2 separate regions of the Homo sapiens genome follow, and region 2 is linked to region 1. Evidence: chromatin loops called from intact Hi-C (ENCODE). Cell type or tissue: heart left ventricle. All regions are shown on one strand. Region 1 overlaps LAMA1 (laminin subunit alpha 1). Region 2 holds the start of LOC101927188 (a long non-coding RNA gene).

Region 1 (2,500 bases):
GAGGCGTCTTTTAGGAGTGAGAAGAGTGGCTTGGACTCTTAATAAAAGGGAAATAACAGCATCAGCTCTTAGCCCTTTAATGACATCACCCAGATCTGTAACCCAGCATTCATCTTTATTTCAGCCTGTGACTGCCCACACACTCAGAATACCTGCGACCCAGAAACTGGAGAGTGTGTCTGCCCCCCTCACACACAGGGTGTGAAGTGTGAAGAATGTGAGGATGGGCACTGGGGCTACGATGCGGAGGTGGGGTGCCAGGTGAGCACTGTCATCCACGCTCTTGCTTAACTGAGAGTTGCTTTGCTGTAGCAAGTTTCAGGCCTGTTCTTCTATATATTTTCTGGACTTTAATCTGTTGAATAGCTTTGTGAATTTAAAAAAAAAAAAAAAACTCAATGTGGGCCAGGCACAGTGGCTCACACCTGTAATCACTGCACTTTGGGAGACTGAGGCAGGAGGATCGTTTGAAGCCAGGAATTCAAGACCAGCCTGGGCAACAAAGCAAGACCCTGTCTTTGCAAAAAATAACGATTAAAAAAAAATTTAGCCTGGTGTGGTGGCACACGCCTGTGGTCTCAGCTACTTGGGAGACTGAGGCAGGAGGATCACTTGAGCCTAGGGATTCAAGGCTGTAGTGAGCTGTGATGGCAACACTGCACTTCAGCCTGAACAACAGAGAAAGACTCTATCTTAAAAATCAAAAACAAAAACAATACACCTTAATGCAGATGATAGGAATCAAAGTGGAAGACAGGACACCCTTAAGACACCTTATTCTAGGTTTTCTTCAAGAACCTAGTTGTTGCATTGATGGTTAGAAAATCCAAAAAATGGCTGGGTGCGGTGGCTCACGCCTGTCATCCCAGCACTTTGGGAGACCGAGGTGGGCAGATCACAAGGTCAGGAGATTGAGACCATCCTGGCTAACACGGTGAAACCCCGTCTCTACTAAAAATACAAAAAAAATTAGCTGGGCGTGGTGATGGGCGCCTGTAGTCCCAGCTACTCAGGAGGCTGAGGCAGGAGAACGACGTGAACCCGGGAGGCGGAGCTTGCAGTGAGCCGATATCGGGCCACTGCATTCCAGCCTGGGCAACAGAGCAAGACTCTGTCTCAGAAAAAAAAGAAAAGAAAAGAAAATCCAAAAAATATTTGAGTGTCCTTTAATAAATATTGTGCAATGTATACTATCTTCCAAGAGAAAGTAATAAATCACTTTATTGGGGGTTTATGTCCAAACCATGAGGCCTCCAGTTTTCTATGTAGCCTTCTTCAGTTAAATTTGGGTATAGTTTGTGTTTTGGAAACAAGAGGAAATTACTTTTTTTTTTTTTTTAATTGAGACAGGATCTTACTCTGTCACCCAGGCTGGAGTGCAGTGACACCATCAAAGCTCACTGTATCCTCAAAGCTCACTGTATCCTTGACCTCTTGGGCTCAAGCAATCCTCCCGCTTCAGGCCCCCAAGTGGCTGGGACTACAGGCATGTGCTATCACGCCCAGCTAATTTTTTGATTATTTGTAGAGACGGGGGTCTCACTATGTTGTCCAGGCTGGTCTCAAACTCCTGGGCTCAAGTGATCTTCCCACCTCTGTATCCCAAAGTGCCATAATTGCAGGCGTGAACCACTGTGCCTGGCCTGATTTCTACAGTAATTTCGTTAGACTTGTTTTGACCTAGTAGATTTAATTTCAGTTCACAATTCTGGCCCCGTGCGCATGTGCCACTAAGATGCACAGATTTCCGGCAACACAATGCCTGTCTCCTGTTGGCACATGGCAACGTGAATCCATGCAGCAATAGCAAGAGAGAGATGGTTCATTTGTAGAACTTCCCCACATGTAGTGTTTTCCTGTAATTCAAATATGTGTGCATTTGGAAGCATCAAATCTGCCTTTTTAATTGAGTTGGTTTTCCCTTCTCTCAGGCCTGCAATTGCAGTCTCGTGGGGTCGACTCATCATCGGTGCGATGTGGTCACCGGCCATTGCCAGTGCAAGTCAAAATTTGGTGGCCGGGCCTGCGATCAGTGTTCCTTGGGTTACAGAGACTTTCCCGACTGTGTTCCCTGTGACTGTGACCTGAGGGGGACGTCGGGGGACGCCTGCAACCTGGAGCAGGGTCTCTGCGGCTGTGTGGAGGAAACCGGGGCCTGCCCTTGCAAGGTATTTACCATCCATCCTCCTCTTTCATCCTGTCTCTGGCTCCTCATCATGACTCCTGGGCTTTGACTACTTACCTAAGCAGCCAGGTTTTGGATGCTTTTCCTAGTGAGTTCACACTCCCTTCCGCATCTGAGTTCAAAGTCTCTTATGCTCCTCTAGAGTGACGGATGATTTTTGAAATTGAATTTTTACTGTTACTAGTGTCAGTTGATGGAACTGATTTGAAAACTGCCCTGAAGTTTTAATCATATATCCCAGAGGCTGAGTGGCTGCGTATCTTGAGTATGCAGGTGAGGTGGGTTTCTCAGGGCTTCGGGATTTGTGATGTGATC
Region 2 (2,500 bases), 60 kb after region 1:
CTCTTAGGACAGCCCGCAGATGGTTGCGTGGGGTTCAGGGGCCCTTCCCGCCTGGCTCCTCTTGTCTGCATCCTGCCCTGTCAGTGTGGACCTAGGTTCACACTCTGAGGCCCTGCAAAACATGTCACCTGTGGGCACCTCCAGTTTTCCAGTGCCTGGTCCGCAGCTCGTCTCGGCAGCTGCATCCTTAGGGCCATTCCCAAAACCTCGGGTCACGGCGGGGGCCTAGGGGGACAGCAAGGCCTTTGCCCCTTAAGCCTGATGAAAATTTGTAGGAGAGACTTCAGTGTCCTTATGAATTTCAGTGAAGCCGAGTGGGATTAAGGTGACAGACAGAAGCTCTAAGTGCTTTCTTCAGGGAGATAAAGCGCTGGCGAGTGCATCATTTAAACCGAAGATGGAGTGAGCGCCAACAGGCACTGGTGGTTGTTGCTGTTCTAATGGGATTGCTTCGTAGATGGCCCTTCATGGCGGAACACGCGTGTGTCAGTGGGGTTCGGGCTGCGGGTGGCGGCTGAGTGTCCCTGTGTGTCTCTTACAGGAACAGTGTGTGGTGGATGCAGCTCTGGAGTACGTTCCCGGCGCTCACCAGTTTGGTCTCACACAAAACAGCCATTTCATCTTGCCTTTTAATCAGTCGGCTGTCAGAAAGAAGTAGGTATCATTCTAACATCCTTATGCGGCGTCTCATTGCTAGATGTATGGGGGTGTTCTGCAGCCACAGAGTCTTTTCCAAAAGAACCTGCTTTTATTTTATGATGAAGTGCTTGATTTGCAACCAAATGGCAAAGAGAAGGAATTCAGTGTTGGTGCAAATCACAACGCTTTCATGGTGGTTCACTGGGGAGTCTGTGGTTTCTGCCTTTTCCCTTCTGGAGAGTGGCTGGCTTCCCCTTTCTGTGTGCATGTAAGGAAGCGTGTGGGCATCTAAATTAAGTCTCCTGGATCTATTATTGTCTGGACTTTCAACCCCATTCCACTTTAAGCATTCCCTAGTCTGATGTCTTTGTCTACCCAAACTCTTACACTGTGGTGGCCAAAATCCCGAGTGCCACACCCACCCCTCTCTGCACCTTCTGGCCCTCATACCTGCCTGTCCCTGGGACCCTTCTGCCAAGGGAAGATCTCAAGGCCTGGAGCTTGGGGCTCCCGGACTCCATGTTGCTCCTCTCTCCTCCTGAGGTCCTCCAGCTCACCTGCCAGGCTTGCCTGCAGTCTCTGCCATGCCCTGCCCGTCTTGTTGTCATTGGCTGTGCCACCCTGTCATACCCCCTTAGACCTGGGCTCCTGTCTGTCTTCTGCAGCTCCTGCCATCACTCTCTGTGAATTCAACAGCTGCCTAACACCTGACCTTTCTGTGCTCAAACTGTGATCTGTGGAAGGTCTTTCCCTGCTCCCTCCTCAGCCAGCCTCTTCCGTGGCCATACCCTTGACTTCTTCACAGGTATCCATCCCTCTCACAGTCTCGACTTTAAAAGCCTCCTATTAGCACACCCCTTTCTTCTTGTCTCCACTCTGTGCCTCCCCACTCCTGCAGTTTCTCAGCTGCATGGAGACCTCTAAGCCGCTAGCCCTAATGCCCTCCCACCACTATCTCCCCTCTTCTCTAGCCCCAAATCACAATTCATCCCCCAGATAGGTTCCAGGCCAGTGTTACAGGTGTCCTCTGCAAAATCCCCTAACCCTTTCTCTCTCCCACTCCTGCGAGCCCAGGTAAAAGCCAACATTCCGCCTTCTCTGTGCCAGAACCCACACGGGAGACCAAGGCCAAGGAGATGGATGTCTCCTTCCTAGCTGGTTTGAGCTGGATATCATAGCCGTCAATCTCAGATGGAGCCTCCAAACGACATGGGGAGCCAGTGCATTGCTCTAATATGTTCATGGTTTTTATTCTCCATGACTACTTCCTCATAGCTGCTCTTAGCTCAGAGCCCTGTGCACCGCAGTCCCTCTTCCCACCCCAGCTGATGACTTGCCTCGTTGAGAAGAAAGAGCTCCTTCATCCGTCCACCACCAAAAAGACCAGCCCCTGCTTTTGTTCCTGACCCTCTATCTCTTCTGCTACCACAGATGAAGGGTACTTGTTCCTAGCAAAGCCCACCCAGCCAGCCCCAGCTTGTCCTCTGGATCCCATCCGCCCTCTCCTCCTAGGACATGCACAGCAGCCACTCCTCACAGACCAGCACACAGATGCCGCTGTCACCCCATCGTCAGCAGTGACAGCAAGAGCAGCAAACTATTGTGCTGGAGGTTGACACAAAGATTTTTACACAGATGCCCTAATTTACTCCTCATAATTCTCCTATGAGGAAGGAATTGTTATTATCTCCATTTAACAGATAAGGAGATTGAGGTATAGGGAGCCTGAGGCATCTGCTCAAAGTCACACAGCTGGTAAATGGTAGAGCCGGGATTCGAACCCAGGCCTTCTGGCTCCAGAGTCTGTGCCTGTAGAGTAGTTTCCCCTTCTCCTCGGGGGATACGTTCAGGACCCCCAGTG

What was found. Hi-C counts contacts between places; a loop is a spot of excess contacts. Peaks named below come from ENCODE experiments on the same cell type or tissue, not always from the same donor. Only the 100,000 strongest peaks of a DNase experiment are listed, where the experiment ranks them.
Region 2: it touches region 1 in a loop (3-fold over the local background); 2 of 110 quality-filtered maps call a loop at or near these places.

Annotation. Positions count from the first base shown.
Region 1 is chr18:7,013,483-7,015,982 of GRCh38, reverse strand. LAMA1 (laminin subunit alpha 1) reads left to right here. Exons shown (of 63, transcript NM_005559.4): 22 at 125-261; 23 at 1,932-2,168. Among named protein-coding and RNA genes, the nearest start is that of LINC00668, 85 kb to the right of the region's middle. In heart left ventricle, no CTCF peak of the experiment used is centred here; no DNase peak of the experiment used is centred here.
Region 2 is chr18:6,953,507-6,956,006 of GRCh38, reverse strand. It overlaps LAMA1 (laminin subunit alpha 1), which reads left to right. Exons shown (of 63, transcript NM_005559.4): 57 at 542-654. LOC101927188 (a long non-coding RNA gene) reads right to left here and starts at 1,330. Exons shown (of 2, transcript NR_126040.1): 1 at 1,090-1,330; 2 at 1-641. In heart left ventricle, no CTCF peak of the experiment used is centred here; no DNase peak of the experiment used is centred here; H3K27me3 peaks cover 227 bases.